Linked DNA regions of Homo sapiens: regions 2 and 3 are each linked to region 1. A link is an interaction called in ENCODE POLR2A ChIA-PET data of the cell type or tissue named here. Cell type or tissue: MCF 10A. All regions are shown on one strand.

Region 1 (4,000 bases):
CTTTCTCATCTAGTTTCTGAAGTTGCATAGTATCATGTCTACAATTCTCTATTGGTCAAAGCAGTTATAATTCAGCCAAGGTTAAAGAAGAGGAGAAATAAATTCTACCTCTCAATAAAAGGAGTGTCAAAGAATTTGAATTTCACTTTGTAAACTTTTCCTATTAGAATTAATTCGTGTCAATGTCAGGTAGCATATATTGATGGAAGTCAAGCAGAAAATAGTTGACACATTCAAAGAAATAATGGAGACATTTTTAATGAAAGATCTATTTACAGAGGTGTGGGTGGGGTTAAGGGAACCAATAATGAATGGCAAAGAACCCAGGGAATATAACAGCAGGAGGCCAATGGCCACCCCTAGATGTGAATGGACAAAGGAAAGACCCAACTAGAGCTGCAGCCATGGGACAGGGACTGCTATTAAGAAGCTCTGCCTTTATGTAGAGGAATGAATCTGCCATTCCAATAAAACCCAGGGCTGGGCGCAGTGGCTCATGCCTGTAATCCAGCACTTTGTGAGGCCGAGGCGGGTGGATCACTTGAGGCCAGGAGTTTGAGACCTTCCTGGCCAACATGGCAAAACCCCATCTCTACTAAAAATACAATAATTAGCCAGGCGTGGTGGCACATGACTGTAGTCCCAGCTACTCGGGAGGCTGAGGGACGAGAATCACTTGAACTCAGAAGGTGGAAGTTGCAGTGAGCTGAGATCATGCCACTGCACTCCAGCCTGGGTGAGAGAGCCAGACTCTGTCTCAAAAATGCATAAAATAAAATTAAAAAGCCCAGCAGGAAAGAAAGGAAGGAAATTAAATTCATAGTGTTCTTCTTATCCCAACTCTTGTTTCCTGCCAGTGACTCTAGTGAGAGCTAGATTTGACTAGAAATCAGAGGGTAGGAGAGCTTGAGAAATGTCTGCTCTAAAGTGCATCCTCTCAAAGCACAAAGACAGGAAAAGAAGCACAGAGAAGGAAAGTGAAGGGGTGTTTGTAGAATAACCAGCATAATTTCTGACCCCCGTTCAACCTCAGCATCCACTCTTGACTTTTGTTCAGATGCAAAATTGCACGTACCTAACATAGACAATACTCGTGTTCCTATCAGACACCCCATCACTGTGAGGTGAGGTTGTTTCGGTCAGCCCAATCTAGACACTAAGTCAAAATGTTAGCCACCACCATTGCTTCTCCTAGAAAGGAAGGAAAGGGAAATGAATGACAAATAATTCATATGAAATATAACTGCTATGGTCCCTGCATTATAGCTGGCCATAGAACTGTTAATAATCACAGATTTCTTCTCCCTCATTCATTATATATTCCCTGACTTTCTGCCAGTACCACAGCTAGTCAAAGATTTTACCTGGTGATGAGTCAAACCTTCATTCCCAGTTTCCAAATCCTTAAAGTCTACTCTCTTTATTACTTCATCAGAGTTTCTTATTAATCATTGTTATTTAAAATAAGAATATCAAGAAATATCTCAGTGAAACCCCTAGCTTTCAGATATACTCTTCCATGCCTGCCTCCACCCCAGTCTGTTTAGCAGCAACTCTCTTTCCTCTTGACAACCAGGATTAATTTCTTCACCAGGAAAGAGACTACCTTGTCTGTTTCTTGGTTCGGCAGCAAAAGTTTCATATGTAGGTTATGCAATGGATATTGCATAACTTTTACAATATTTATATTGCAAGTGCCAAGGGGAGAAGGAATCAGTGATTATTAATGTAGCCCTGTGGCCAGCTTCAATGCATGAACTATGGCAATTATGTTTGCTATGAATTATTTGTTACTAATTTCTTTTTCTTTCCTTTCTAGGAGAAGCATTGATGGTAGCTAACGTTTCAATTTAGCTTCTCTTTGGGTTGGCTGAAAAGACTTCTCCCCACAGTGATGAGTGGGCTGATAGGAATATGAGCATCATCTATGTTGTGTATGTGCAATTTATTTTCATCCAAATACAAATCAAGAATGGATGCTGAAGTTGAAGGGGGAAATTATGTTGATTGTTATAAATAAGCCCCTTCACATTCCTTCTCTGTCCTCCTTTGTGTTTTGCAAGGATGCACTTTACAGAAGACATTTCTCAAGCTCCCTTGCCCTCTGATGTATGGTTGAGTTTAGCCAAACCTTCTAGCGCTGAGTGTTTTGGAGAAAATTTATATACAGAGAAGCAGTAGTAATTATGTGGATACTCCATTGCATCTTGCATTCCAGGGTAGTGTACAGAGATTTAACAGGACTAGACATTAGACTTTGGGAGAAAGATGCTAAAATTTGGGCTGTTGGAGCAAACTGCATGATAGGAAACACTGGCTTCATTCCTGGTATAATCAAGGGCTGGACTATAATAGCATGAGGATGTGGTGGAATTGTAGTTCCAGCTCTATCCTGCCAGCTCAGCATTCATATCTGGTGATGAACCAGCCTTATCCCTGGCACAAATAGGTAGCTGGGGAAACAAGCCTCCTGGCTATAGATGTATCGTGTGGTTTGCTAGTAGCATGATTCACTACCAGAATATTCAAGGTTGGGACTTGGGGGTAGAATAGCTCTTCTCTGGTATGATGGAAGGGGAAATGGATTCCAATAGGATTTATTGCCTAGGCATTTAGCTAGTTTCCTCAGAGCTTTGAAGGGGTACTGCTTTTTTTCTCTGTGGCCAGCCTCCATGGAATTAATCTTGGGCTAGTTAACCCTCACTTCTCCATGCAACAATAAAAGAAAGCACTAACATTTCCACATCTTAATAATAAGATCTGTGTATTGTGGCTGTGGAGAGAAGACATCATTTTGGTTGCTGGAAGTTAAGAAATATACCACGTCCTATAGGACCCCAATCCTTCAGTCTAATGCCTCCCAGCTGGTGCCGTAAATAAGCCTTCAGAAGATTATTTCAAGATCATATCAATTGCTTAAAAGTGATGGAGCATACAGATTTTATGGGCTTTCACCAATTACTACACTTCTTTCACCCTGCAAAGAACTCCTTAATCAGAGCTTACATTGCTTGGGACATTGTCGTGATGAATAAAACATTTAGTAAGTCCACAAATTGTGCTGCTGGTAGAAGCAATGTAGGAAGGAAGGCAAATATAAATGTGGGACATACATCTATTCTCGTGAGGATGAATCATTAGCCACCCCCCACACAGTGGAAGTAGTTCAGTGTAATAATCCTAACCAGTTGGTTCTTGTGGGTCCATCCTGAGAATTTAGCTTTTGTCTTTGTTGTTGGCAGTGTGAGTAATTAGCAACAGTAGTAGCCAGATTAGCCTTGGCAATGTGAAATCCTAATTGTTGAGCCCATGCATAGCCTCCATTCCTGTTGCCATGGCCCTTTTGGACAAAGGCTCATTGAGCAAGTGGTAGAGAGCACGGAGCAGACAGGAGAGGAAGAGGCTGGATAATACCCACTGGATGGGTGATCTCCACCTAATAAGAGCATTCTCTGGGGGGCATTTGCACAGTACATGGATGACTTAGCACAAGAAGTTCATAAACACACCACTTCCTCTTTGTTCTTCCAATATTCCCTTAGCCTTGCATTCTGTTACTTCCAAATTTCTGACCATTCACCCCACCTATCATCAATGTTTAAAATCAGAGTTCTACCTCACCTGTCATGCAAAGTGGACAATCAGATAAATTACCTCACGTTATGCCTACTCTTCTCTACACAAAAGTATTTCATGGCCAGCCTTGAGTTTCACTCTAATGTAGTAGCCATCCACAGCTGGTTGGTGCCAGCATATCTTGTAGACCTATTTGTAAGCCATGTCTGCGCTTTTTCTTGCTCTCTTAATTTGTCAATGGAAACTCCCCATGAGACCAGAGCGTAGGCTGCAGAGGTGATGAAATAGCAGAATTGGGATTCTGAGCTACCTGCTCATGCAATATGCTTATATCTACCTTCCCTTCTCAGGCCAGTTTTCTATACATCATTTTCATTTATTTAAAAATGTTGCTATTACATCTACATTTATGATTTCATGGATG
Region 2 (4,000 bases), 400 kb after region 1:
TGTCAAGGGACCCCCACTGCTGTGCTGAGTCCTGAAGTATCACCAAAGAGCTCGACTCACACACCTGATACTGAGTGGCGGCTCGGTTACCTGGAGAAGGACCGCGGCTTAGATTAGGTGCTTGCTATGGCATGAACCCTCTGAGCAGAGGCCTGGGCCTGGGCCTGGGGAGACAGCAGAGCGCCCTTTCTTCCGGCCTCATCGACAGCATTTGTGGCACAGGCTTGAGAACGAATAGACATCTAAGAAAGACTTCGGTTGCTAAGTGATCAATTACAGCTCTAGGGGAAACTGGAAGACAGAGCTGGACTTGGGGCTCAGATACCTTGAGTGTCACGCAGGACTTCTGCCATTCAGTGACCTTCAGTTGCCTCTTGTGTCCCAAGACTGCTGTGAGGATAAATGAGATGTTTGCGGGATCTGAAAGTGTTGACACAGGGCGGTGCACAGCAAATGATGGTCTCTCTTCTTGTTTTCTATTCGGCTTTACAATCGGGTTAACAATAAGGAGAACACGGTATTCTAAAGTTGCACAATCATTCCAAAAGCAAGTTGTTGTGAAATCTTCAAAAAGAACAAAGGGGCCGGAAGTGGTGGCTCATGCCTGTAATCCCAGCTGCTCGGGAGACTGAGGCAAGAGAATCGCTTGAACCCAGGAGGCTGAGGTTGCTGTGAGCCGAGATCGCGCCACTGCACTCCAGCCTGGGCCACAAGAGTGAAACTCCGTCTTAAAAAAAAATAAAAATAAAAAATGAAGGGGCAGTTTTTGGCTCCCATAATGATGTAGGACAGGTGAGCCCAAAATTGGGGCTGACCGGGGGAGGCCTTGGCTTTGCCTAGGAAAGAATTCAAAGGCGGACAGTGTTGTAAACAGGAACTTTCACTGAAGTGGCCGTGCACAGCCGCGGCAGAGGTGCTGCTCCTTGCAGAGCAGGGCGACCCCATAGGGCAGGGTGTCCCGAGCAGCAGCTCAGGGGCGACCCCATAGGCAGGGTGTCCTGAGAAGCAGAGCAGGGCGACCCCATAGGCAAGGTGTCCCAAGAAGCAGCTCGGGGCGACCCCATAGGCAGGGTGTCCCGAGAAGCAGCTGAGGGGCAGGTCTGCAGTCACATTTTTACCTACTTTCAATTACATGCAAATTAAGGGGCAGATTATAGAAAAATTTCTAGAAAAAGGGTGGTAACTTCTGAGTCCTTTGGCGTTGCCATGGAAACGGTTGGTACCTTCAGGGTGTTGTCATGGCAATGTAACTGACATGGCACTGGTGGGCCTGTCTTATGGAAAGGGGCTTTTGCCTCTTCACCCTTTCAGCTAGTCCTCAATCTGGTCCAGAGTCCAAGCCCTGTCCCTGGAGTAGAGTCCTGCCTTCTACCTCAGTAACACTTAAAACAGATTGGTAAAAATAAAGGATTGGGCACATTTTCAAAAGCATCAAATATGTCAGAAACGGGGAAAACACTGGAGCTTGTTAGATCGTAAAATCTGATGCAGTTTCTAATTGTTCTAATCACACATTTTTATGAGGAGATCAAGTTATTGTCAAAGGAAATTATATCCTGTTAATGGCTTATTAATAAAAATTACATTCTTCAGAAATTGATACACAGGACAGAATTCAATTTGTTCTACAAAATATAACTTTATCATTTGGCTAAAGGTATTCTGATCACAAAATGTCCATAATTCCTGCAATTCTGTTACTTGTTTGAGTCTGAAATTACACTGCTGACATCCCTTTTGTGACAAAAGCACTTTAACAGCCAAAAAATTTTAGAAATGACTGGTAGGTCTCTTTTGATTGGAAGTTTGTTGAATGCAGCTGCAATATTTCTGAGTTAAGTTATGTTCATACGTTCTCATTCTGGCTGGAACATTTCTGTGTTGTTGTGATTGCGATATTGTCCAGCCGGCCAGACTGATGATTAATTCACGTTATTAAGATGACTAACACTCCTTTCAGATGGCAATTGAAAAACCACATCAAGAGAACAGCCTGAAAGTGATTTGACTGCAGATTTGGGAGGAGTAGAGATTATGCAATTGTTCCTTCTGTAACTCAGCAATATTTAGCGGGTACATGTGACATCCTGTAGACCCTTATGGTTTCTTGAGGACCCTGAAAATAGTGGGGAGAAGTCATAATTGCTGGGTTCCCAGGGGTCACATAATGAGACTTTGGCAAACTCAGTCATTAAGAGATAAGCAACTTGCACTCTTAGACTGGCCACAAGTAGGACTCTTGTAGCAAACACTCCTGCTTAGCCCATCCCCTTGTTTAGAATACCCCCCAGCATTCTTTGTGAAGGGGTGGGCTAGCCAGCAAGGTGCCAGGATGGGCATTGGACCCAAAGTGGACTAATAAGATTTTTTTTAAGCCGTAAGTAATGCATACGGTAACTAGCTTGACTTAGCTGCCTCATAAGCTTACATGTTTCAAAACATCATGCTGTACACCATAAATATATACAATGTTTGTCAATTAAAAATAAATAATAATTTAAAAATTTTTTCTCTTACACAGGAGGTACAAGTTCAAGAGATTCACTTACAGCATGGTGACTATACTGAATAACAGTGTATTGTGAACTTGAAAATCACTGGGAGAGCAGACTTTGTGTTCTCACCACAAAAAATTTGTAAGTATGTGGGATAATGTGTATGTTAATTAGCTTGATTTAACCATTTCACAATGTATATGTATATCAAAACATTACACCATAAATAAGTACAATTTTGCTTTTTCAATTAATAAAAGCATTTGAATGAAAAAGAAAAAACTCCACCTGCACTCGATTTTGTTGGGTATTGACTACATAAACTCATACAGAGATGGGGACACATCCTGCACCCAAAGCCACTTCTTTGCCAATGTTATGAGGAAGCAAGAGACAAAAAGCCCATACAGCATCCAGTCTGCACAAATCACATAAAGTGGACACACGCGAGAAACAAGTTTCCTAGGCTCAGAGAGATGAGGAGGACATGAGACCATTCCCAATGACCCCAGGCCCAACTCCTACAGCTATAAGACTCTGTGATATCATTACCATAGATCCTCACTCATCTGGAAAGCCAGGATAACTGTGAAACCCCAGGTACCAATGACAAAGACTCCACTGCCCCCACTATGGGGATCATGCTGTGGGCCCAGGGACCCATGCAGGAAGCCTCTTCCACCATGAGTCTGAAATCACCCTCAGACCCTTTGGCAGCTTAGGGTATAACTGAACTAACTGAATGCACAAATGCATTTTTTTTTAAATCAGGTGATCTTTCACTATTTCCTCTTTTTAAAAATAGAGATGGCCAGGCATGGTGGCTCACACCAGTAATGTCAGGACTTTGGGAGGCCAAGGTGGGTGGATCACTTGAGGTCAGGAGTTCAAGACCAGTCTGCCCAACATGGCAAAACCCCATCTCTACTAAAAATACAAAAATTAGCCATGTGTGGTGGTGCGCACCTGTAGCCCCAGCTACTCGGGAGGCTGAGGCAAAAGAATCGCTTGAACCTGGGAGGCAGATGTTGCAGTGAGCCAAGACTGTGCAACTGCACTCCAGCCTAGGTGACAGAAGGACACTCCATCTCAAAAAAAAAAAACAAAAATAGAGATGATAGTAATATCTATCCACTACTTGTATTGTTACTATTATTACCTCCTTTACAAAACCTGCTCTCATTGCCCAAGATGGAATTCATTTGAATGAACTTTGTTTATATCTCTATAGTAAGAATGGACATTGTGATGGTTAATTTTACATGCCAACTTGACTGGGCCATGGGGTGCCCAGACATTTAGTCAAACATTACTCTGAATATGTCTGTGAGGGGGTTTATGGATGAGATTAACATTTGAGTGGGTAGACTGAGTAAAGCAGATGGCCCTCCCTAATGTAAGCAAGCCTCATCCAATCAGTTGAAGGCCTGAAGCAAATACAAAGGTTGACCTTCCCATGAGTAAGAGGGAATTTCTCCTGCCCAGCTGTCTTCAACCTGGGACAT
Region 3 (4,000 bases), 230 kb before region 1:
GCCTATCACTTCTGGAGAGCAGTCAGATTTTGAAGATAAGAGAATGATTTATTGGAAACATACATTTAGACTTTTCCAGTGGTGTACATAATTTCATGTGCAATCACACACAGGCTGTGAAATTTTCTTTCCTCCTTGAAAACTAGTGTTACCCCTTATCACTGGAGGCAAAATAGTTTGATCCCGAAACAATGTAATTTATTGCTGCTGAGACCTCTCACACTCATTCTTTCCACACCTTGAAATCTTGATGCTTCTTGTACCAAGGACAAATGATTCAGAAGGCTCTATAGAAGAGTGAGGAGAAACTATAGAAAAAGATAACTCTTGGGGAATTTGCTTTGAAGCGTTTTATGGGAGCAAAGGTACATTAATAGATAATATTCCACATGAGGTTATGATATTAAGATTGAACTTCATCTTTGAGTAAATGATGTAAACTCGATCATTGCATGAAAGAAAATCGTTTCTCAAAAGTCCAAGAACCTAATTTTTGGTCAACAAATATAATGGCCTGATTGGTCTGAATCTGAGAATTTATTTAGAACTCTAACCTAAGACGTTCAAGCTGTAGCACAGGCATTGTGTAACTAAGAATGAAGGAATGTAAATCTATAGAGAAAGAAAATCATGAAGGCTATGTGCGGAGACTGTAGGAGAAATGCAACGGAAGGGGGGATATAACCAAGGTCACTAATATTTTCGAAGATATAACATAGGTCTCCAGTGCCCAAATTCAGAATATTTCCGGGGTTCTTAGGTTGATAAAACATCTCTACCTTCCATAATTATAATACAAATAAGTTATTTACTCACTTATTTGTTTACTTGAAATGTATTTAATTTATTTATACAAATTTATTTGCAATAAAAGATCTCTAATTAACCCAAGACAATAAGTCCGTTCTCATTTCTTCCTGCAGCTAAAACCCTTAGTATTCTCCATTAATACTTGAAACCATTTCCTGCATATTTTCCCAAATGTTAGGAAATAACATCAAAATAGCACTGTTTCCCGGCTTCATTACTGATTTTGACATTGAATTAACACCTGTTTTAGATACACTTTAGTTCTTCTAAAGGCATTTTTTTTAACTTGGATTACAAACTTTTAGAAGGCATATTATGAATATGAGATATCCTCATACTTCTGCAACATATAATACATTTTATGTACATTTTAAAGAACACTGAACTGTCTGTTGATTAAGTGGAATAAAAATGTGAATATAATAGCAAATTTAAGCAATTTCTGGGTGCCATTGTCTACTTAAGAAATAGTGATAATTCACGCCTGTAATCCCAGCACTTTGGGAGTCCAAGGTGGGTGGATCATGAGGTCAAGAGATTGAGACTATCCTGGCCAACATGGTGAAACCCCGTCTCTACTAAAAATACAAAAATTAGGTGGGCATGGTGGTGCACACCTGTGGTCCCAGCTACTTGGGAGGATGAGGCAGGAGAATCGCTTGAACCTGGGAGGCGGAGATTACAGTGAGCCGAGATCATGCCACTGCATTCCAGCCTGGTGAGAAAGAAAAAAAAGAAAGGATAGAAAGAAAGAAGGAAGGAAGGAAGGAAGGAAGGAAGGAAGGAAAGAAAGAAAGAAAGAAAGAAAGAAAGAAAGGAAGGAAGGAAGGAAGGAAGGAAGGAAGGAAGGAAGGAAAAGAAAGAAAGAGTGATATTATCTCAGTGATAGAAAAGTTTGAAATTTTGCTGATCCTAAGTATGCATTGCTTAAATAGGACCACCTATTAATACTCCATGGGACAGCCAAATCTATATTATTTTATTTGTCTGGGTAGCTATTTTAGAGTAAAATCTTTCTTACTGTTTCTTTTTTTCTTCCTTCCTTTTTTGCTTGTTCTTCTGAGAATAGCATAGGCATATTAACAGAAAATAATATTCTCTTGGCCTCACTATTTTCATGATTCTTCAGAACAACCTTCATTTTCTTAATGCAAATGTACAGCACAATGTATTGGCCATCACACTATGCAGCTACCTGCTGTATGAATGCTAAATGTATTTCTTTTGAAAAATAGTATATAAAACTATGAAATTGTAGCTAGTATCTGAGTTTAACAAATTATCATAATATTGAATCTTTTACACATGAATTTTTAAAATTATTTGGAGAACTTCTGAGTAGGTGATGCCAGCCACCTAAATCTGAATCTCTCCATATATCCTCCAAAACCTATAGTTAAAAAAAAAAGTCACAAATAGAACAAAATAAATCCCCTGTCTTCAGAATAACTGGGGCACGGAAAACACGATGTAGTTATAACTAGTCATGAGTAGAAAAATGTGTTTCAAATTTTTTATAGTGCTGTCTGTCAGTCTTTCTCCACAGCTTTTACAAAGAATGAGACGTGAGTCTGGCAAACGTGCACGAAAAAGAAGAATAGGCCAGGAATGTTGGCTCATGTTTGTAATCCCAGAATATTGGGAGGCTGAGGTGGGTGGATCTCTTGAACGCAGGAAGTCAAGGCTGCAGTGAGCCATGATTATGCCACTGCACTTTAGCACCCCAGCCTGGAAGGCAGAGCAAGACCCTATTACAAACAAGCAAACAACAACAACAACAACAAAAAAGCAGAGAGAGAGAGAGAGAGAAAGGGCCAAATGACCCACCAGAAAATGTGAACGTATTTGTACAGATGAGATCACTGACTACAGCAAAGGAACTGCAAGGGAACTCAAGGTAACTGTCCTGGAAAGTTCAAATTATGGGGAGAATGGGATTAAAAGGATAGAAGAGATGTCCTTGGGATTCTTGGATGTATGGGAGGAAGAAAAGGGGCAGGGGTTGATTTCAGCAAAATGGCAGAGTAGGCAGCTCCAAAGAAAGCCTGGGGAGAAGAAAGTAGGGACTGTCAGAACCAACGTTGTTAAAACCCTGGGAAACACAGGTTTATGATAACTCAGCAAACACTGAATCAGGAAAAAAGACAAGTTAAAAATAGGATAGGAAGGCTTTGTGTTGTTTACTCTAGAATGAAAAGTGTGGTAGTGACACCTGAGTTGACAGATAAGTAACATAGAATTGAAAGTCAAGAAATCATACAGTACCTATGAAACTACTTATTTTAAAACATCAGCATTTCAAGTCACTCAGGGAAAGATAGACTACACATAAAAATCATCTCCAAGTAGATCACATACCTAAATGTAAAAAAAATTGAAATCCTGGAGTTACTAAGATAAAGTATGGATGATTCCCCAATAACCTGTTGAAAATTTTTCATTCTATGACTCAAAATCTTGATGCAATAAAAAAAATAAAATAAAATATTCAACAAGAAAAAAAAGATCAGGAACTGAAAAAAACTGATTACATGATTATTTGTAAACGTGCTAAATTATGAATAAAGTCAAAAGATGAATTACAAGTTGGGAGAAAATATTTGTGCTGTATATTACAGATAATATGTTCATCCCTAATTTGTAAAATAACATTTTTAATTTTACATTTATTTATTTTAAATGGACAGATTAAATAGTACATAATTATGTACAATATGACATCTTGAAGTATATATACATTGTGGAACGGTTAAATCTAGCTAATTGAGATATACATTGTCTCACATAGGTATCATTTTTGTAGTGAGGACAATTAACATTCATTCTCTCAGCATTCTTTAAGAATACATCATCAACTATAGTCACTATGCTGTGCAATAGATCTCTTAAACTTATTCCTTCTGCCTAACTGTAATGTTCCTATCCTTTGAGTAACATTTCCCCAGTTCCCTGTATCCCCAATCCAAACTTCTGATAGAAGAGGCCGCAGCCTCCAGTGAGGGCCCCTTTTGGTCCATGGATATCCCACTTTGGGAAGTCATTTTGCTGGGGGTTGCATCATTTTTAAAGGTACAGGGTTGGAAAAGGCCAGTGGTTTTCAAACTCTGTTATTTGGAATCAAAATAATTTCACACTGTTCTCCATAGTGGTTGTAATATAATAATTGTACATTTAAAAATAACTTTAAAAA

The links. ChIA-PET counts read pairs that join two places held together with the same protein. Peaks named below come from ENCODE experiments on the same cell type or tissue, not always from the same donor. Only the 100,000 strongest peaks of a DNase experiment are listed, where the experiment ranks them.
Region 2: POLR2A ChIA-PET joins it to region 1 with 5 read pairs; 1 of 35 experiments calls an interaction of 5 or more read pairs at or near these places.
Region 3: POLR2A ChIA-PET joins it to region 1 with 7 read pairs; 2 of 35 experiments call an interaction of 5 or more read pairs at or near these places.

Annotation. Positions count from the first base shown.
Region 1 is chr18:73,612,519-73,616,518 of GRCh38, forward strand. The region is part of intron 4 of LOC105372190 (a long non-coding RNA gene); the gene reads right to left. Among named protein-coding and RNA genes, the nearest start is that of LINC02582, 290 kb to the left of the region's middle. In MCF 10A, no CTCF peak of the experiment used is centred here; DNase peaks (open chromatin) are centred at 1,393, 1,653 and 2,473.
Region 2 is chr18:74,012,208-74,016,207 of GRCh38, forward strand. No RefSeq gene overlaps it. Among named protein-coding and RNA genes, the nearest start is that of FBXO15, 130 kb to the right of the region's middle. RefSeq lists an enhancer at 41-210. In MCF 10A, no CTCF peak of the experiment used is centred here; DNase peaks (open chromatin) are centred at 554 and 1,924.
Region 3 is chr18:73,384,556-73,388,555 of GRCh38, forward strand. The region is part of intron 6 of LOC105372190 (a long non-coding RNA gene); the gene reads right to left. Among named protein-coding and RNA genes, the nearest start is that of LINC02582, 62 kb to the left of the region's middle. In MCF 10A, no CTCF peak of the experiment used is centred here; no DNase peak of the experiment used is centred here.